Regions from separate parts of the Homo sapiens genome. Here regions 1, 2 and 4 are each linked to region 3. A link is a contact called in ENCODE Hi-C or POLR2A ChIA-PET data. All regions are on one chromosome and are shown on one strand. The core of a region is the stretch at or near the end of the contact, and the rest is flanking DNA. Distances in the headings are between cores, read along the strand shown. Region 1 overlaps LPP (LIM domain containing preferred translocation partner in lipoma). Region 2 has its middle 61 kb from the start of LINC01991. Region 3 overlaps LPP (LIM domain containing preferred translocation partner in lipoma). Region 4 has its middle 22 kb from the start of LINC01991.

The links. A loop is a pair of places that touch in the nucleus more often than their neighbours do. ChIA-PET counts read pairs that join two places held with the same protein, here RNA polymerase II (POLR2A). Pooled maps may share reads with other maps.
Region 1: a map of PC-9 shows a loop between it and region 3 (2.1-fold over the local background). The contact joins two enhancer-like sites. A Hi-C loop is called at or near these places in 2 of 168 maps with a recorded cell type or tissue (PC-9 and heart left ventricle).
Region 2: a loop to region 3 is called in a map of PC-3, with 5 times the contacts of the local background. The contact joins two enhancer-like sites. A Hi-C loop is called at or near these places in 1 of 168 maps with a recorded cell type or tissue (PC-3) and 5 of 50 pooled maps. POLR2A ChIA-PET finds 5 or more read pairs at or near these places in 1 of 52 experiments (PC-9).
Region 4: a pooled map shows a loop between it and region 3 (9-fold over the local background). The contact joins two enhancer-like sites. A Hi-C loop is called at or near these places in 3 of 50 pooled maps. POLR2A ChIA-PET finds 5 or more read pairs at or near these places in 2 of 52 experiments (OCI-LY7 and endothelial cell of umbilical vein).

Annotation. Positions count from the first base shown.
Region 1 is chr3:188,672,113-188,677,520 of GRCh38, reverse strand. All of the region lies in intron 7 of LPP (LIM domain containing preferred translocation partner in lipoma), which reads right to left. Among named protein-coding and RNA genes, the nearest start is that of MIR28, 14 kb to the left of the region's middle. Within about 2 kb of position 3,545, at least 3 of the 41 ENCODE cell types and tissues checked have a DNase peak (open chromatin) inside an H3K27ac peak, as active enhancers do; they include PC-9, where a contact is called at or near this core.
Region 2 is chr3:187,912,102-187,917,770 of GRCh38, reverse strand. No RefSeq gene overlaps it. Among named protein-coding and RNA genes, the nearest start is that of LINC01991, 61 kb to the left of the region's middle. Within about 2 kb of position 3,955, at least 10 of the 41 ENCODE cell types and tissues checked have a DNase peak (open chromatin) inside an H3K27ac peak, as active enhancers do; they include PC-9, where a contact is called at or near this core.
Region 3 is chr3:188,360,648-188,365,813 of GRCh38, reverse strand. The region is part of intron 3 of LPP (LIM domain containing preferred translocation partner in lipoma); the gene reads right to left. Among named protein-coding and RNA genes, the nearest start is that of FLJ42393, 180 kb to the right of the region's middle. Within about 2 kb of position 3,118, at least 6 of the 41 ENCODE cell types and tissues checked have a DNase peak (open chromatin) inside an H3K27ac peak, as active enhancers do; they include PC-9, where a contact is called at or near this core.
Region 4 is chr3:187,951,359-187,956,539 of GRCh38, reverse strand. No RefSeq gene overlaps it. Among named protein-coding and RNA genes, the nearest start is that of LINC01991, 22 kb to the left of the region's middle. Within about 2 kb of position 1,386, at least 14 of the 41 ENCODE cell types and tissues checked have a DNase peak (open chromatin) inside an H3K27ac peak, as active enhancers do.

The DNA.
Region 1 (5,408 bases), core at 2,296-4,795, 310 kb before region 3:
TATTTCTCTATCAGTTTCAATCTTATTCAACTTCCATATACAGTAGAGTAAGAGGGCATCTCTCCTGAAGAGATACCAGAAACTGAGGAGCAGATTTATGAATTTCACAAAGCCACAGATAAATCAAATATTAAATAAAAGACCCTTAATGATTTTGAGGATGGGGATAACAAGTCACATTCACTTAGTAACTATTATGTAGAAAACGAAAGGTGAAGAAAATGTTAGATTCTAAAAGTAACATAATTGTATTAGCTATCTATAAAACAATAAAGACTTGGCAGAGTAAAACAACATACATTTATTATCCCACAGTTTCTGTGGGTCACAAGTGCAGGTATGGTTTAGATGGGTCCTCTGCCTCAGGGTCTCATTGTCTACAAGCAAAGTTAGGCTGGGGTGGCAGTCTCAACTGAGGATTGACTGGGGAAGGATCTGCTTTCAAGTTTGCATGATTGTCGTCAACAGTCGGTTCCTTGCAGGCTGCTAAACTGATGGCTTCAGTTTCTTGTCAGCTACTAGGTGCCCTCACTCTTTACCACATGGACCTCTCCAGGTGGCAGCTGACAACATGGCAGCCTGTTTCTTTAAAGCCTACAAGGGTGAAAGTCCCCTCATAGAACAAATGTTACAGTCTTATATAACACAATCACACACAAGTCATCAAAGACTACATGTGACCTTTGCTGTTTCTATTGGCTAGAAATCATAGGTCCCTCCCACACTCATTGGGAGGCAATTACACAAAGGCATGAATACCACCACGTGGGAATAATTGAGGGCACCTTAGAGTCTGTCTAATGTCATTTTGTTCCCTCTGTATAAGGATCTATAAGGCCACATTGGTCTTTAATGCAGGAGAGGGGCCTTCATTTTCTGAACAAGAAAGACCTTTAGATGTTGATGGAGATTTTACCCTTTACCCTGGCACAATTTGTTTAAAACGTAATGCAGAATTTTACCTTTTTCAAGTACAAAGACATATAACAAAGAACGAAGAAAACTGTTGTTTGTTTTAATCTTTTCAAATATAATTTTTGCACAGGGTTAGAAAATACACGTTTTTTGGAGATGCATTAATCCCATTCTGGAGTTCAAATGTGTTCTCAACTTCAGTGCTAATGACCTGTCTTCTACCTATCTAAATTACCTAAGATGTGGCGACACGGAGTAGACTATTGAAAACACTTAATTGACAGCTTGTACCCGCTGGCTGCCCTTTATTTACATCTATGTAGCTTCACCTGAATACAATGTAGCTGTTTCAGTATTTTAGTGTATCTCCCCACTATGTGCAAGGCAGGATTTTGTCTAGATTATTCCATGAATACACAAATCTAATCTTCAAGAATTCGATTCCACCAGAATACGGTGGTGACTGCTACCTATTTTTTTTAAAAACGTTTTCACTTTTCTAATATTTTTCCCTTAAAAATCTTTTTATCTATTACAGACCAAAGCCAATTCTCATTTAGAGACTAGTAATCTTTCATTTCCAGTATAGTAATCTTTCACCCCTAGGATTCTTTCTCTTAAATCAAAAAGAGGATTCCAATCACCAAAACTTAAAACAGAATTCCAATGTAAGAGAGAGGATTGCAGCAGTCGGGGCAGTACAAGAAAACACTAAAAATTAGGAACTCTGAAGACATGATTCCTGGGTGCTTTCTATAACAAAGTCAGGCTTCAACATTTCTGAGGAAAAAGAACATACCTTTTCTGATACATATTAAAATGGTTAATATATGCCTATGTAATGCAAATGAGCAATCAGAGCTCACTAAGAACTTTAGAATTATTAAATGTTGGAGTTGAAATAGAACTTTTTATTCATCCAGTTCAATCCCTGTAATTCCAGAAGGACATTTGGGGCCTGAACGGTTACATGACTTGTCTAAGGCTATAAAGCCACTCGACAGTAGAAATAGAACTAGAACAATGATATACTGGCTTCTAAGCTTAGCACAGATTACTACCAACACCCCTTGATGTGTTGTCCTTCATATACAAACATACATCATCCAGAAGGCATATACTTGAAGCTATTTCTCTAATTTGCTAGGAGCTATTCACAGTCTTAGCCCCACCATTCTTTATTTACTTCTTTGCTTTGTGTGTATGCGTGGTTTGTTTGTTTGGTCTACTTGTTGAGCAGTTAAGGAAGCCAACTAATGAAAAATGAAGATCCAGGCTAGCTGTCCAGATTTTGCCATACCTCAGGGCTTGCCGCAACCCACTTCATTCTGTCTGTGAGAACTTCCCAGTATACCCTAGCCCACACTGGCTTGACACACTGCTTCATCTCTACAAATGACTCTAATCAGTACCACAAGTCTGAACAGCTGTTATGTAATCGTTCAATTCCTCCATCTTTTCATTTACCTTCCAGCAGGGCTGGTCCTCTTCTTTTGTATTATACTCATAACTAAGGCTAATGCTGTGGGAGAAATTTCTTCAAAAAATTTCTGAATTACTCCTATGCCCTCGTAATCACAATTATTCCAAACAGGGCAGGATTAGAATGGCACCTAAAAAGTAATATTGCCAAGGACTTATGCAACACAATAGTAATATTCATTCACACACTTCTAGTTGCTAAAGCAGCATGCATGTCCTGTGATAATAAACTTTGAAGTAATAAATATGTCACAGCCTCGGAAGGTTCCAACACTTGATCTTCTGGATGGTCTTTCTATGAGGTGGAAAAAGCATAGACTTTGAAGTCAGAGATGCCTAGGTTCAAAGTTTAGCTTTGCACACCTACTCTCGTACAAGGTATTTAATATCTCTGGGCTCCAGATTCCACATTGCAAAATGAGATGGTAAACCTTATCTAGCAGGGTTATTATGAAGATTAAATGAGAAAATGTAAAGAAGAAACCCAGCCCAATGTTTGTTGAAAAGTAGGTACTTACATAATCGTTTTCCTTTGTTACCTTTACTAAAATCATGAGATTATGTGAATTCAGCTAGAGCTTCGGTGCAGCAGTGTTAACAAAACCAATTGAGGTTCCCAAATTAAACATTTCCTTATGTAAGTTACATTGTGGTATGCTAAAAGATTTAAAGGCGTGACTCTATACCCAAGGCAGATTGGAGAAGGAAGGAAAGCTAAGACATTCCTGTGATGAGTAAAAAGAGAAGAGAGAAAGAAGAGGAATTAGGCACAAAATGGTAAAAAATTTACTTTTCGTGTTTACAAAAACAAAGTTGGGAAACATAGAGTTGAAGAGCAGGAGAAGGAAAAATTGTCAGGGAAGTCAAAGGTAGGAGCTTTTGAGATATAAAGCTTCCATCTATGTTCTTTTTTAAATTGTTGCAACCCTAGTATCCCAGAGTGTACTGTGTGAAAACTTAACCAAGTATAACTAGTTCAGAATGTGGCCACTCAATAGGCAGAAGGGCTTTTAGGCAAATTCAGCAAAAAGCCAAGGGCTCAGCAGTATATTCCAGAAAGGTATTGTGTTTGTTATGACATGCCCAACAACAGTAAGTGCTTATAATGGGTTTGGAATGTTCTTCCCTACACTACAAAGGAGTAAGATGCAAATGACCCAGGGGGTATATTTCATCAGTCATCTCCTAGAGAGACAGAATCTTATGCAATCTTCTTTGAAAAAAAAAAAAACAAAAAAGAAAAAAATTACAGAGACAGAAAGAAAGGGACTCTACCCTTCCTTAAGAGACTGAGTATTGGTACTGCTCATATTCCAATTTTTCTCTTTTCAGTTACTCCAATAAGTCCCGCCTCTCCTTCCTCCAGTTTGGCTGGACAAGCTAAGTTTTCACATCATGCACTCAAAATGGGGAAGGAGAAACTTGTCCATTTTCTCTATGTCTGGAGGAGCAGGAAGAGCCACAGTATCCAGAATCATAGCTTCAGGGAGAGGAAGAATGGTCACGATCTACTGGCTAAATGAACTCTTAGCTGATACCTGAATCCTGAAAAATGCCCCCTACCCATAATGTTTTAAAAGTCTCAGAGAGACCAAAGCATGAGCCTAATTATGATTGATGTTGGTACTAATTAAAATGGGGAAGTATTGAGAAAGTGCTACATTGATTAATTATAGAGGCTGTACACTGTCAAAGAGTTTTATAAATATTTAATAATTTATCTTAATATTGATGTGGATGAATACCACCTTCATTTTTCTTTGATATGACTCTACAGTGGTTTGTTGTTGTTGTTATTTGTTTCCACATATAGGGCCCTATGTCATTCATGAGATGATGTAAATTGACCAAGCTCACAGGGCCCTCAGAGTTAAAAACAAACAAACAAACAAAAAAACGGTACTTCTCTATTATGAATCTGCCCAGCTCACATTTAACTTCTCGTGACTGGAAATAAGCTTTCTTTTACTTGAACTTCCACAGGTTGTTTAATTTGTACTCCTTCAAAGCATATAACCAGTGATAAGAAAGTTATTTATATGCCTTTTTCTCTACTGGAACAGACAGACCATGTTGCACACACATTAATGGCCCAAATGGGACTTAATATAGCTTGGGGATTCTCAGTACACGAGTGCTGAATGGAAACAGAAAAAAAAAAAACAATAAAAGAAAACAATTTTTTCCTTAGAAATGGAAGTCAAAAACTAAATTATAGATAGTAAAATATAAAGTGATTCGTATATTATATTGACTCAATTCCTCCAGTTCCTCTCCTCCCAGGGTTTAGACCTTTAAAAGAGAAAACATACTATTGTCTTGGCAGCAGCTCCAGGAGCAACTCTAAAAGGTGTTGTCAAAGCAGTGGAGAGAAGGGAACGAGCTTATGGAAAGAACAAGCGATTGGAAAACAGTGAAAGGCACCAATCTTCAAAGGTATAGGAAGAGGAAGGGCACAGACAGCTTATTCTGCTCCTGCCTGCAGGGCAGCCTCTGCCCAGGGTTAAGAAGCAAGCTGGTAGCAGCAAATAGAAACAAAAATGGAGCAGGTAAAATCACCCTCTATCCCCACCACCCCCTCCATCAACGTACACACACTGTAAGTGAAGAAGGGGTAAAGATAAATAGCATTTTTACTCCAGTCCTTTAACCCTCCCTAACTCCATCCAACGACAACAACAAATTAATAAGAAAAAGTTGCATAAACAAAACCAAGCAAAACATGAGCCAACAAGATAATGTACCAAACAGGGTAAGCTCTGGAAAATGAATGGGGGTATGGGTGCACTTTCACTTTCTTTCATGAACTTCTGCACTGGATGATTAAAAAAAAAAAAGAGTCTTATAACAAACATTTGAAGACAAAAAGCTCACCATAAATAGCATTTGGGAAACAAACTGCCTTAGTATCAAGAAAGATTATAAACGTGAGTTTTGTCTTCCAGGAATGCAAATAGCTTCCTCATTTCTACCCCTCCCAGTTCTTGCTTAAATTCTTACGCAGTCAGTTC
Region 2 (5,669 bases), core at 2,706-5,205, 450 kb after region 3:
CCCTAAACTCCACAAGAAATGTATCATGTGCAACCTTATATAAGAAATATCAAAAATAAATTGGGTGGTATCTTCAAACCGAAATGTAGCAAAGATACTATTCAATCTGACCACTAGGCGAGATTTTCCTTTGTGAATCAGTGCTTGCCTTCCCAGAACTAAACAAACAGCAAGATGATTAATATAAGGAGCAGGCTGCCTTAAAAAAAAAAAAAAAAAAAAAAAAAAAAAAAAAAAAAAACGAAAACAAAAAAACAGAGAGAGAGAGAGAAAGAAAAAGAAACAGAGCAGTGAAAATCAGAATGCCTGCCCCAGCCGGCTGGGGCGTGTCGCTGTCACCATTCATTAGGGGGTGTCAAGAAGGCGAGGCAATACGTGAGGTGCCTTGCACAAGGTCACTTGGTGTCTGTGAAACTGACTCTGCATTCTGAGTTCCTTAATATGATTTTTTAGGTCACAGTGTTCTAGGCAAAGCTCCCTGTTGATGTACATCTCTCATGCAAGATTTAGATCACCTCTTTTCGGGCAGAGCTCCATGGAAACACCGCCCATGATTTCTGAAAAGGAGTCTGATTGGGCCCTGGTGATACCCGGCTGGAGTGGACAGTGATCTCTGCAGTGGACACATTGCTGGACTGTTGGCAAGGCTACAGCTACCAGAATCTAGTCCTTGTAGGCTATTATTATTCTAATGCCATAGTAAATTCCTGTTTATCCAAAATGGCTAGGAAATGGGGCATTCTGAGCAATGGAAAATTCTGGTTCATTGGGTTACCCTCCATATCATTTACTGATTCTTGGTTTCAAAATAAGTAAATTACAACACACTTTGCTAATCACTAAAATGATAGTGGGTATGATTTAAGCTTTTTTTTTTATGATCCATAAGGTACTTCAGGATCTATTAGCACCTAATACCATTGTTAAGATCGCGACTTGTCATTTTCAAGGATTTGAGGTAGAAATGCAGGAGGTGGGGACAATTGGGCTGCATCAGTATTAACTCCCAACCAGATCGCTGGAACTGCTGCTGCAGTTGAGTTGAATCATTTCTTCCTTCATACCAGTTTGTTGGCAAGTGAAATAATAAGCATAAACATATTATCATAGTGCCTGGTATAGAGTAAGTCATTATTTTGTTATTATTTTTTTCCTCAAGAACATCAGGGGAAAGAAGAAAAGAATCGAATTCTTAACTAGCCAATTTGGTGTCTGAACAAATTCAATTCATAGAGCATTAGTTCTGACAGGAACCACGAAGAAAATATGCCTAATTTCATCATTTTCTGTAAAAGATAATTAAGGCCCAGAGAGGGAATGTCACTATAGCCTCATGTCTGTGAGGGGTTAGAGTTGATACTAGAACCCAAATATTCTGGGGCTAAGACCAGGGATCTTTTTAGCAGACCAACTCTTACCTTTATGCAGAGTTTCTGCACAGCAGGAAACAGAGAGCTGGAGGAGAAATGGCCTGTTTGCTCGGGGACTCTAGGAACTTACCCTATCAATACGGTTTGAAGGTCATCAAAGTCCCCTTCTGTACAAAAGCCCTGGCTATGACTCCAAAACACTTCACAGGGTAAAGGATTAATGAAGTCCCCATGATTCAGTCAAAATGAAAACTTTTTAAAAATAGCAAAGAGTCACACAACTCCCCACATCTGCAAGAGTAACTTTTTAAAAAGTCACCAAGACAGGTTTAAATTCCTAGCTTCGTCCTTTACTTTGCTTATGTTTTGAAGCTTGATTCATCCCTAGTTCTGTCTCTTACATACTTTTAAAGATAAACTTGTACTCACTTAACTTCCAAATTAATTTACTGTAAACTCCTCCCTCTGAAGGAAGAGGAAGAAGGAAATTAGTGATTTTAATGCTGATTGCATTTTTGAAAGGACTCAGTTTCTCGAAAATGAGCTTCTTTGTTGGTTAATAAATGTTTTCTCTGCCTTAGTTTCAGATTCTGATTGTTCTCTTTTCCTCTTGCCATTCTCTGAGCTCTCCTTCTGCCTTTGATCATGGGCCTGGAAATCTGCCGTTTGTACATGAGAAAAGAGAGGGCTGGGATTTCCATTACCTTCCAGAGTGCAGAGGGGACTATCGCATGAAATCTCTGTGAGGGACCAACTCCTATAACTGCTGCCAGAAGGGTGCTTTTTGATATCTGGCCTTCTATATCACATCTTTATTAACTCCAGGAGACTTATTTTCAGAGACATCTGGGTGTGTATGTCCATGCACATGCATACTCACGTTTTTCTATTTTCTGCAAATGCCTTGTGTTGACTATAAGCACAGAGTTGATCACAGACACTCTTAGGAGAGTATCAGAGAGGTCACGTGTCCAACCCTCCATGAGGCTCAAGTCCCTGCCAAGCCAATTCCACCACTTGGCATCCAGGTAAGAAAGGGAAGCAGGCAGGGAACAAGTCTCAACACTTTCTACCCCACCCTGCTCTCAAGAGCCTCCAGAGACCCCCATTGCTTTCCAGGTGCATTCTAAACCCTGGAGATTGGCACTCAGAGGAAGGAACAGGGTTTCCTGTTTGGCAATAACTGGCACTAGATAATATTTTATTTTAATAATGATGAGGCTGGTCTCTAAGACCCGGCTGACCCCTCCTGTCCTTCATCTTTCAACATTGTGAAATACCTCCCTTCCTTCTCTTACCCATCCTCTGCTGTGCCCAAGTCTCTGCTTACCTTCCCCCACTGCTCTGTACTTTGACTTCTCCTTACCCTCGTTCAAGCATTTTTTTCTGACTGTCATAGTCAATCTCCATTTCTCTCTGTTGAAGACACTTCCTCCTTTATAAAGTATTCCTTCCCTCTTCCTTCAACCTTCCAACCTTCATCCACATGGACTGTCCTCTCTGTGCCCCAAATAACTTACCTTAGGCACATTAGCAATCTCTCTTACTAGAGTATAAACTCCTTGAAGACAGGAACCACTTTATCTCTCTCCATATTCTCCTAACAGAGGACTAGGCCTGTAGTGGTGTAAGACAGGCCTTCTTGCATGAATGGAATCTCAGGTCAGTCTCACCTTTATTCTCATAAGAGGGAATGGTGTGTCCTCACTCTTTTCTCCTCCACTGAAAGCTGAATTAGGAATTATTTCTCTCCTGACCTCTGACCTAAATCTATACAGGTCTGTCCTGAAGCCACATCCACAAGATGATGGGGTGAACAAAAATAACCACGGGAGCTGAGTGACATAGCGGAATATTCACGCCTGTCCCGGCCTTCACATGGGCCTGGAAATTTACAGGAATGTATAGCTGTGCTGTTGCTGAGCTGGCTCAAAACCTGTTTTGCTCGAGCCTTCTTCCCTCACCAGATATGTTGGGTATGGTGAGTGTTGCCAATTGGGACAGGAGAACACCCAGCCCAGGCCCAGGTTTTATTTATCCCAGTGCAGCAGGCTTGCAAGTTAAGGATCCACAGACTTTTCAGTCCTTAATATGAACCTGGGAGCGTTTTGAGATATCTCAAGCAGCCAAGCCAAGAAAGCTTTCTGATTCCAACGGCAATAACCAGTTGTGATTTATTGACTATCAGACCCTGGAGCTGGAAGTAACCTTAAAAATCACCTTATGTGATTCTTTTCACAGATAAGGAAACAGATCATATTTGCCTTGCTTTTAAAATGAGGATAGATTGTATTTATTTGCTTAGTAATTCATTCATCCACCTATCCATCCTTTTATCCAATGATCTATTACCAACTCATTCATTAAATATTCACTAAAGCTAGGTGCCCAGCTTGCACTTAGTTCTAGACATAAAAACATAAATAAGATATGGCTTCTGCTCTCTAAGAGTTTATTATACCTACATGCATACACAAACACATAATTATGATTCAATGTGGTATATCCTGATACAAGTGTAAACAAAGCATGTTATGAGCACAGAGAAAGCGGTGACTAATCTGCTGTGCCTGGAAGAGTGAGGGGAGAGGTAACATTCAAACAAAACCTTAAAGGGAGAGAAAGAGTTCTATAAACAAGGAAGGAGGAAAGGGTCAGATTCTGAACAGCATCTCAAAGGCTCAGCCTGAGGGGAGTGTGCAGCTGGCTGGGACTCCTGAAGAGGGCTGTGGTGCAGAGTGCAAGACCTGCACTGTGGCGGGGGTGAAGGTGGTATAGAAGCCTAGCATGAAAATTTCCATAGCTGTGCTGAATGTCTGAGCTTTAGCTTGGGGCTGACAAGGAATCTTAAAAAGTTTTCAGATGGAGCAGTGTCACGTCAAATTTACATTTTGTTAAGACCTCCTTGGCCATAGTAAGAAGAGACAGAGACTGTTGCAATTATCCTAGAAATAAAGTCAGCCAGAGTAAGCTTTCAAACATATGTCAGACCATGTTACCCACTTGCTTATAAGCCTCCATGCCCCATACTGTCTGTCCCCATCACAAATCCCTGTTTTGTTTGTTAAGGTAGTACACATTGCCTTATTAAATCATTTTATTTATTTGTTAGCAAGCTAATTGTCTGTCTCAATCCTAAAGTGAAAGCACCATTAGAGCAAGGGCTATGTGTGTCTTAGTCAACATTGCGTCTCCAGTCCTAGCGCAGCAACTGGGGCATCACTGGCCCCACAGAGAGTTTGGAGAATAATTGCCAAGAACTTGACCTCAGGAGGTGGTAATGGGGAAAGAGAGAAGGTGAGGGAAGATGACCCTCAAAGGCAGAAAACCAGATCCTCTCTTTTCAGACCCACAGCCCACTCAGTGAGTGGACAGTAGCTGTTTTCAATAGACGGAGAATGGGGTGTGTTCTTCACTGACTGAATTTGCTGCTCACATCTGAGAATTTTTATGACAGGCAATCCTGTTTTCTCTCTTGCCCTCTTCACCCTGTGTGTTTCCCACATTATCCGGCTGTTCAATGTAATCTTCCAAGGATCCTCTACTCTGTGCTTCTGTGTTCTAGCCTCAACCCTGCTGCTAACTAGCTGTGGGACAGACAAGCTACTTTCCTCAGGGCTTTGGTTTCCTTAACCGTACAAAGAGAGCGCTCGCCAAGGACCCATACAATGCTTTCTAACTTACATGCTGTGATTCTCAAATTTCCCCAGCGACGGCAAGAGTTCTTCTGTGTTTTCATTTTATAAAGTGTACAATGATTATGCACAAAATCTCACAAAACAATAATTTTTTTATATACCCCTATTGTCCCTCTCAATTTCTAGCCATAAGTGTTTTTACAGTGATAATCAGAGCATGTGTACAATTTTGCATTCCACTCTCATGCTTGCCCATTATTTGTTATATGTCTTTCATTTTGCCACAGAGTCTTCTCATTTATCATTTTAATGGCTACATAATTTTTCATGGAGTTAATATATCATAAATTATTTAACCATTCCTAAATTGTTGGAAATTTGGATTATTTCCAGGTTTTGCTATTTTAAAGCACCTTGACCATATAGGGTTTTTTTTTTCTTTTTTTTTTTTTTTTTTTAAGAGGCGTTTTACTTAGAGTAAATCCCTGGGACTGAGATTATTAGCTGAGTTTTATGACCTTGAAAGGTATTGCCAAACAGCTCTCCAAAGGGATTGTTTCCATTTGCGTTCAGTTTGTGTTCCACACACGAGCATGCCAGTGTCACAGAAAGCTTGCCAACATGTTTTTTTAAAATCAATTTCCTTTATTTTTTTCAAGTT
Region 3 (5,166 bases), core at 1,869-4,368:
TATGTTGTATACCTTAACTATACATAACTTTTGTTTCGTCAATTATATCCTGATAAAGCTGGAAATTGATTTTTTAATAAAAACAAAATAAAAGATAACATTCAACAGAGTAAAAAAAAAAAAAAAGAAGAAGAAAAGAAAGAAAGAAAGACATTACCAAGATGTTTTGAGCAACGGGGCAGCAACTTAGGAACAAGTGTTCCCTGTGCCTGAATTCCAGTCTCACAAAGACTGCTGCTCGAATAACTACCTCTTGCAGGTACGTGTTCTAAGGTCTAGGCTAAAACTCCAGTCTCATGATTCTACAGTCATGACATGTAATGTTTGGCCAGCAACACACACATTATGGTGCCTCATCAAGTCACATACTAAAAGTGACGGTAAACTTAAAATCAGCTTGACATGGCAGAGAGCAGAGGCGAGACAGACACAGCGTGGAAACACATTCACCACATACTGCAGGGTTGCTGGTGGCATCCTCTGTTGTCATAATGACCTTCTACAGGAAAAGTATTTAAACATACACTTCTACTGCCCAGAATATAATGCATTCTAGGAAATACTCTCTTGCTGAAACCTACCCAGATTTATTTTTAATGGCAGAGGACAAGAGTGGTTTTAATATTAGCTTCTAGGAAAAGGAAGAGATAAAGAGAGAAAAGTAAGATTAAGAGGTCACCAGAAAAAAAAAAAAAAGCGCTTCTATTACCCTTAAAACTCATCTGAGAGAGGAAAAAAACATAAGGAGGACTCAATAGCCCTTTATTAGCCCTCTGTTTAGTGCTCTAAAGAGAACTCTATGATTCTTCTACAGACATCCAACACTTGCTGCCTCTGTCATTCCTATTCCTGCCTCTCACTCAGACAAAAGAAGAAAGCCCCCTTTGAAATACATTTATTAGAATGGACTCCAGGGCTTCTTCCTCTGTTCATTTTAAATACAAGACATCAATACTATAAAAGCCTCACTCACACATCTACTGGTGCTGGAACTTAGGTCCCACCTACAATAACAGGCCTCCAAACGGTCTGAATGGTGGCCAGAGGGCAGCAGGAAACAAATATGAAAAATAAAATAAAATGTGCAGCTCCAAAACTTCACTCAGCCTGGGAAGTCTTTTCCCCTTTCTGCCAGGTCGAATTCAAATTCTAATGAGCGTGCAGGTTCCAGATCAAAACCCTCCTCCTCCAGAAAGTCTTCCTTTATTTTCTCTCCATTTAACTCCAATCCCAGCCAAAACTAACATCTCTCTCCTCTAATGACTACAAATTCCTCAACTCTATCTCTGAGTGTTTTTGCATGTCTATCTCCAATAGAAGTTTTCTGCATTAATTGTCACCAGCCCCATTCTCCCAGAAAGGAAACCCCATAAGTGTAGAAGCTGTGTCTGGTTTAATTCAACAAATATGAAAATAAAATTTGTCTAAAAAACGAACGAAGGCAAGTATATAAATAAGTATCAAATAAGAAAGGCTCTATTAAAGACAGTAAGACAGGGATAGCAAAAAGATTCCAGGGCAGAAGTTAAGCAAGTCTGTGTCAGGTATGAAACTAGATATGAAGACTTCCAAACACAATGCAATATATTGACTGAAAAGCATGGAGATAGCTAACATTAACTGAGCATAAACAATGAGTCGGGCAGGGCCTTAAACATTTTTGGTAATAACTCTGAATCCCCAAAGTAATCCTTGAGGTAGATACTGTCATTACCTTCATTAAGTTGGAGGATGATGAGGCAAATGAACTGCAGAGAGTCCATGTAACTTGCCCAAGCAAATGGCATTGCCTTCAAACCTCGACCAAGACAGTCCAGCTAATGTGCTTGACCACGCTTCTGCAGAAAACTGCCAACATCTTGCCCAAAGGAACAAGTACATAGTATTTTTTTTTTTTTTTTTTTTTTTGGGAGGGAGTTTTCACTCTTTCGTCCAGGCTGGAGTGCAGTGGCACCATCTCAACTCACTGCAACCTCTACCTCCCAGGATCAAGGGATTCTTCTGCCTCAGCCTCCCTAGTAGTTGGGATTACAGGAGCCCGCCATCATGCCTGGCTAATTTTTGTATTTTTAGTAGAGACGGGGTTTCACCATGTTGGCCAGGCTGGTCTTGAACTCCTGACCTCGTGATCTGCCCGCCTTGGCCTCCCAAAGTGCTGGGATTACAGGCTTGAGCCACTGCGCTCAGCCCAGGACAGAGTACTTTCTAGAGCTCAGTCGAAGGAGGGCGTTTGCAAAGAGACCAAAGACGTAAAGAGCCCATACACCTAGGAAAATGTAAGGGTAAACATCATGCTCTAGGGACCTGAGCTGCCTTGATGGAAATATGAAACTCCTACAGTTTTAGAGGGAAAGAGTGAAGCCACTAATCCAGCTGCAGCCTTTTCTAATTTACCTGATTTCCTCAAATTGGAACTCACTCTTTGCTGAGAGCAGTGAGGCTGAACATCTAGTTGTACTGTTATTTTGTGACAGACAAGAGTGTCGTTTTTACCTTGACTTAGCATTTGAAATGCTGATGGTACCTTCGTGATAAATCCACATGCATTTTCCTTCCAGAAAAGGTTAAAGGCCTTTTAGCAAAAAACCGGGCGTGGAAATCAAAGCTTGAATGGTGAAAGAGATCATCCTGTGGGCAGTCTTAATGACACTTAATTCTCAGATGACAAATTCTGTAGTAAACAACCTCTTGATTCTGTGCAAAACGTTTTTAATTTCATGCCCTGCTAATCACACAGCTGTTAAATTTCCCTTCCCATCAGTTGTAAAAAAAAAAAATAAATAAAATAAATAGATAATAATTGTAATAATAATTTAAAAAACAGTTGGGTCTCAAACAAAATTTGAGCCCTAATGAATTTTCCCATCTGGAATTAATAATGTGGTGGATGGTGAAACTGTCTGGATTCAGTTGATGTGAACTTAGATTACATTATTTTAAAGTATCAAAATGGAAGGCTCTGATCATCAAAAGCTACTGACATGCTGGCCACAGAACGTGGTTTCCACTGCATCCTCAGACAAACCTGGAAGCTGACGTATTCTAACAGATTTTAGCGATTTATTTTCTTCCGCAGTGACCTTATCTCTACTCGGCCACAATGGGCACTATACACACATAGAAGTACTGACTAGACATGGCATTGTGAACTCGATGACTCAGAGCCTGAAGAAGAGAAAACGTGTGTGTTCATATTGTAAACACGTCGATCTAATCACTACAGGGAAATAAAAAGAGGCTATCTTTAACACTGCAAATAAAAACAAAAGCTAAGGAGTAAAGGATGGAAGGGGATGTAAAAGTATCAGGAAACAAGAGAAGGAGGATGTCCAAAGGAGTATGGCAGTGAGAGTAAGGCAACGGTGTAGGAGAGAGAGGCTAATGGCCAGGAAAGAAAATTCCAGAAAGGAAGCGGCAAAAAGGATATCCAGTAAAGAAGAAGACAAACACAAAAAGCAGTCAAATAAGCATAGTCAGATGGATCAGGATATTAGCATAGAATCTTTGGAGAAGATATTCTCATATTTCTACTATCTCTTTTCCCATAACCTCAGCTATAAATAGTTTAAGAAATGCCTAGCGTATTGAAAACACTGTGCCTTTTTCTGGCATGTTTCTACCCTAAATTTCATTTGCGGACATCCTTTTAGTCTTCAAAAGGGTTGTTCAAATACCCCCTCCTTCAGGAAACCCCTCCTTCATACTCACGCCCACGGAAACCCTCCTTCGGGCCCACAGCCTACTATCTGTACCTCTCCTTTGTCGCACTGTACATTTCGCTTGGTGCAAGAGCTAGTTATTTATGTGTTTGTGTCCCCTATTGAACAGTGAACTCTGGGAGGAAAGGAAGTACATTTAGCCATATTTTTATTCCTTGGTGGCAGACCTAGGCTTTGCAGAGTAAGCACTTGAGGAATAGATAGGTTTTCTTAAGAAAACCTAGAGGGGCTAGGCACAGTGGCTCACGCCCGTAATCCCAACACTTTGGGAAGCCAAAATGGGCAAATCATTTGAGGTCAGGAGTTCGAGACCAGCCTGGCCAACATGGCAAAACCCCATCTCTACTAAAAATACAAAAATTATCCTGGTGTGGTGGCAGGGCGCCTGTAATCCCAGCTACTTGGGAGGCTGAGGCATGAGAATCGCTTGGACCCGGGAGGTGGAGGTTGCAGTGAGCCGAGATTGTGCCACTGCACTGTAGCCTGAGCAACAGAGCGAGAGAAAGGAAAGGAAAAATGAAAGGAGAGGAGAGGAGAGGAGAGGAGAGGGGAGGAGAGGAGAGGAGAGGAGAGGAGAGGAGAGGGAAAAGGAAAAGGAAAGGAGAAGAAAGGAAAGGAGAGGGAAGGAAGGAAGGGAGGGAGGGGAAGGAGGGAGGGAGGGGAGGGAAGGAAGGGAATGAAAGAAGGAAAAAACCTAGAGAATGCACCCTTTTAGGCATTTTTGTGATAGAAATCATAATTTTAAGGATTTATAAATTTAACCATAACAACACCCTACGACCCCTATAAATGGCAACCGCTACTACTATTTCATGACTCTTTTCAAGTGTACATGAGAAGTTCAGAATATGAAAGTAATATTCAAAATCTTTATCACAGTTTATTTGAAGAAAAATTATAGTATAAATACAACATTGCTCTTCAACCTAAGCTCACAACTATTGGTATGAGTATCATTTCCAGAAACCTAAAAGAGCTTTCCTGAAATCCCAACATCCCGTCAGCTCCACCTAGTCTTCCATAGTTCATTAAAAACAAGCAGCATTTCTTTCATGCCTCATCATTAATGATAAAGCAAATGAGTCAACTGTACAGAAACAAAGAAAACATCAACAATAATTTACTATTAGCATCATTGCATTTGTGTAGCACTTTATACACCCGCTATCTCATTTGACCTTTTTCATGAGCTTCTGCAGTACAAGGAAATGGAATAATTATTTTAGAGACAAGGAAACTCCAGTCCATAAGATGTCCAAGAACACACGGCTAGTAAGAGGTTATGGCAAGATGTGATTCAGGATTCGAGAACTTTTCATCTAGATTTTTGTTCATTTATGCAAAACTGTCTCTCTTATCTAATAAAAGTGTTTACCAGGCTTAAGAAGTGGATGATGGAGCTTCTGAGATCCACATAAATAAGAAGTTGTCTAATTCAGGCCAGATG
Region 4 (5,181 bases), core at 137-2,636, 410 kb after region 3:
CTAAAAATACAAAAATTAGCTGGGCGTGGTGGTGCGTGCCTCAGTCCCAGCTACTTGGGAGGCTGAGGCAGAAGAATCGCTTGAACCCGGGAGGTGGAGGTTGCAGTGAGCCGAGATCATGCCACTGCACTCCAACCTGAGTGACAGAGCGAGACTCCATCTCAAAAAACAAAAAGCAAAAAACAAACAAACAAAAAAGTTAAGGTCCAGAGGTTTAAAAAGTGCATTAGACATTGTGGGAAATTCACATAGCTTCACCATGCTGACATGGTGGAAATAATGTTAGGGAGATATTATGGAGTCATACTGTGGAGGGCCTTAAAAGACAAGCAGAGTCATTGGAATTTTATCCTATGGGCATTTAGGAGTTGCTGAAAGTTTGTGAATGGGAGAGCAGGCGAAGAAGAATGGTATTCTAGAAAACTCTTTTTAGCTGGGTATGCAAGATGGAAAATAACGGGAGTAGCTGGCAGAAGAAAGATTATAAGGAACACTGAACGTGGAGTCAAGAGGCTGACTATAATTTCTAACCTTGATTAGGTTAGTCCCAGATATAAGCATAAACATATATGATTATCTCCTCTCTAATATGCAAACCTGTGTGGCCTACCCTTCAGGAGGTCCTGAACATCCCCTGAATTGAGGGAGGTTAGAGTGCTTTGTAAACTCTGAAACTACAGAACAAACATGGGAGATAGTGATGCAGCCTGGCAGATGCATTGAAAACATGGGCAGGTTGGTGCCTTGGGGATGGGTGGTTGGAGGGAAGGTTGAGTGAATGCCAGCTCTCCATTTAGGAAGTATCTTTCCTCTGGAGGAGTATCCCCTTTCCTTCCTGGAAACTTCTGTGTCACCTGGCACAGACTGGGGGCTAGTGGAAGATGGAGGCATGTCAAGCTGGTAGTCAAGAGTCAAAGACAAGAAATCCCTGAGGTCTCTAGTAACTTCCTCAAGGGGAATAAAAAAAAAAAAATGACAAAGCTAGCCCTTTAACCCCAAGCTTGAAATCAAAATAAACAGTTGGGTTACTGTTTTGCAGAGTTGCTGAGTAATTGTAAAGGGCAAAGAAGAGTCAGTTTTCACAAGAAGATTGCTCAATGGAAAGGTTTTGCCAGTGGAGGTGTCTGGGAAGGTACAAGCAGAAGCCGGCTTAGTTATTGTAAGGAGCTGCTCATTGGAAGACAAGCCTTGGCCTCATGGAGAAAAAGGGTTAACATGAAACAGTGGGAAGCAAACTGCTGAACTGGGACTAGGTTAGGAGGGTTAAGAGAGAAGCATCTGGGCTTTCAGCCACCCTTGGGCTTCTAGTGGAAGCATTTCACAATCTCCTTTCTTCACGGGTTATGTCCTTAAATTGAACAGCCAGTGGGGGCATCTTGGGGTAGTGGAAAGTGTGTTGCAGGCCTGGCTTCAGCACTGCCTGGTGGTGTGACCCTTCCTCTCTGGGCCAGGGTTAGACTAGATGGGATGATCCCTGGGGCTCCTTTCAGATCTAGACCCCTAGGAGGTGTGGGGCAGGCGCAGCCTGTTTTATCAGATTTAAATTCAGAAAGGACAGCTACTGTAAATGACCAGGCTTTAGTGCTGGCAGTGACAGCTACATAAGGAATTTCAAATAAGGTCATCTTAAAGCAAAAGCAACTGCGTGCTTGCTGACCAAGGCTTGTGGATCAGATGAATCAGAAAGCTGGGACCCTTCTGAGTTCATGCTTACCAATCTGTGGGGTTCAGTGTAACTAGATGATACTTTCCCTAATCAACATCATGTATGGGGCAGCAAGTTCCCTTTGAACTTTAGAGAACATAAGCCACAGATGATTTCCCTCCCACTTCCATTTTCCCTTCTCAAGTCTTAGAAAATAAGATCTCTTCCCTTCCCCTTTCCCCCATTTCCCAAGCAGGTTCTCAGTGATAAATGTGCCACTTTCTCTCTTGCACTCACTTGCCCTTGTCCTTTCTGGTGAAAAGAACTTTACCGGTCCAGGCTTTGGGAAGTAGGGTGTCGGGGCATGAAGACAAAGTTCACAAAGCTCGACCAGCTGGTTCCTCTGGTGGCCCAGACTGGGCTGGGTTGTGTTGTGTGTCCACACAGGCAGAGAGGTACCACAGTGAGGTACTCTTTTATTTCTGAAGGGAAACCCTATTCTTCCAGAACAGTTCACAATCACCATTGACATTTTCTGGCCCTGCCTGCAGAATCCAGAGAAACATCCACATGAAATAAAGCTTTACCAAGTGCCAGGATTCAGTTTTAGATGAGGCAAATGACCCACAGGCAGATAAAGAAGGAGACAGGATAAGTGGAGAAGTCACTGTGATACCCTGTAGCATATGGGGATGGCCCTACAAGTATAGGGTGACTTCAAAAGAAGGAGGAATCACACTCAGATTGAAGATCAGAGAAGGCTTCATGGAAGAGATGACATGAGCTAGACCAATTATCAATGACAATTATCAATGTCATTATTATTTTGATGATTATGATTAAAGCTAACTTTTGTTGTTCTCTCACTATGTTTGAGGTACTGTGCTATGCCCTTGTATATTATCTCAGTTCCTCTTCATGGAAATCCTCCCCTGTTAGATAGCATCATTTTGTAGATGAGGAAATTGAGGCTCAGAGGTGATAAATTGCTTTTCCAAGGCCACCCAGAGAGTAAATGATTAGAGCCTGTGATTTCCATAGAGGTATGGATGTGAGATATTCTTAGTGGAGGGTAAGAATGACTGATTAGAGTGGGTACATCATAATTTTGATTGGGTAGGGAATCTGTGGGAGTTAAAGCCAGTGGGACTTGAAGACCAGTGAGAAGTTCAACTTTGTCTGCAGACTGCAAGGAGCCTGGCAGCTTTTGAGGAGGACAGTGACATAATGAGAAGATGGCTTTTGAGATGCTAATTTAGCCTGGAGTGCAAATGGACTCCAGGGAGGACTGACGGCGAGGGGATGGACTCAGAACTGGAGTCCAATCTTCTGAGAGGTGATGAGGGGTTGAGCTAATGGTGCCAGGCAGGAAGGAGAGTTAGAGAAGCAACCTTAGTCTGAGCAGTTGTCCGTCCATGCCCTTGCTTCCAGCACCAAAGGCACAGCAAGTAGAAAAGAAAGTAAATAAAGACAGTCTGCATGCTGGTGAGGTTCCACAGGTTTCTCGGGAGCTTGCCTGTCACTCATGTCTGATGTCAGGTGCTGGTAAGGTGGCTGCCAGTCTTTCCTCACCTTCAGGTGCAGGGCAATGCACCCTCTGAATTAGACCACTTTACCAGTCCAATTTGTATGTTTTCTCCATCACTCTTGTCTCCCCACTCCCAAAACCCCAAAGAAGTGGAATCAAATGAATCAGAGTTGTTTTCTTTTTGTTTTTCAAGTGGAATCAAGGTCTGAAGGAGAATACCTGGGCGGAACCAAAGATGGGATGCTCTGAATCATTAGTCACCTTCAGGGCATCAAACAAGAGGTGAATCAGAGAGACAGGGAGAAGGGCAAGAAGTAATGAGCTCCTGGCGCACTTGTGAATTTCAGAGGCCCCATGTAGACCGCTAGTGGGCAGATGCTCTGCTTCCAAGCTCCTGAGGTTCCTCCTGCAATGAATGTGGCTAAGGCCAAGGAAACACTAAAAATTGCAGTGGTTTTTGACTCAGCCAGGAGAGTTTAGTCACGTGTAGTTGTACTCTTCCTTGGTGCTTCCAAAGGGCTGCTTTGACATCTCAGAGAGCAGTACAGAGTGGCATTTCCAGGCCTGCCATCACCAGGACAGTGAAAGAAAGGGGTCCTAAGGACTATTTAATCCAATATGTGAATACCTAGAGTAGGCATGTAACTGAGACTCAGTCTCCCGCCTTCTTATTTTATTGATTTTACAAACATATAGTGCTCGTTATGTGCCAGGCATGTTCTATGCACTTTATAAGTTATGAATTCGTTTAATTCTCATAATAATCCTATAAGGCAAGTGCCTTTGCCCTATTTACAGATGGGGAAATTGAGGCACATAGACATAAAGTAACTTGGCCTAGGCCTTACAGTACTAGGTTGTGAGGCCTACCAAGATGTGAATCCAAGCAGTTTGGTTACAAAATCCAAACCCTCAACACTTACGCTCTGTTACTCTTTGTTCTCATTTCTACTCTAAGACTGGCATCCCTACAAAAAAGGGAGACTAGATCAATTCATTTCTAAAGGTGAACCATTTTAGAATCTGTAACACATTGTCATTCATTGGAATCAGTAAGTGTTAGGACTTAGGCTGTGCAATTATCAAGGGCTGTTAAATATGCTTTGGTGGACACAAATACCGGTATCTGTTAATTCCTAGCATTGGCTTGCCACCACCCTGATGGTGATTTGGGTGAGTCTTCTGACCCATTACAGGGCCCCAGGCCTTTACTATAGATTCTACATTAGTTTGCAACCCTCTAGCCAACTGGGTTGTAAAAATAGTGCTTAATCTAAGCAAAGAAAACTGAGATGGGGAAGTAACTATAAAGATTTGGGCTGCAGAGGTAGAGTGATTCAGCAAGATAAGGATGAGAGGAAACACTTGGCCCCAAGTGTTGACCACGTGGTGGACCAAAAACTTCAGTTTCCTTAGCAAGGAGGGTGAGGCAGATAATTAGTCAGTAGAAATGGGGTTACTTGAGTGGAAGAAATATAACCTTTCTAGTAGTCCAAATGAGAAAGGTTCTGTATGGTAATACAATCTCCAATTTCCTTGTTAGTTTAAACATTCAGTGGGATAAGGCTGTTCACATTGTAGTTTTCCTGGTAGGAAGGTAGCAGGTATAGTGGAAAGAACACTGGACTAGTACTGGGGCATCTGAGTTCAAACTTTGGATCTGCTTCTAACTAGGTGAGTGGCATTGGATGAGCCATATCTCTTTTTGGATTCAGTTTAGCTACAATGACAGTGACCTTTCATTGAGTAATTGCCAGTCCAGTCTTTGCCCTCAAACTTGACATATATTGCCTTATCTAATGCTCATAGCAGTTCTGTAGGCACTATGATTACTGTTGTGACCCAGATGAAGAAAATAGAGCTCAGACAGTATGAAAGAGAAGTTCAGTCACTACCCAAGGTAACACAGTAAGCAATGGAGCTGGGAATTTTTCCTAGGAAGTCTACCTACCTCCCATGCTCATAAATACAGTACTGAACTGCCCTTGTCTTCATAGAGAGAAGGTTG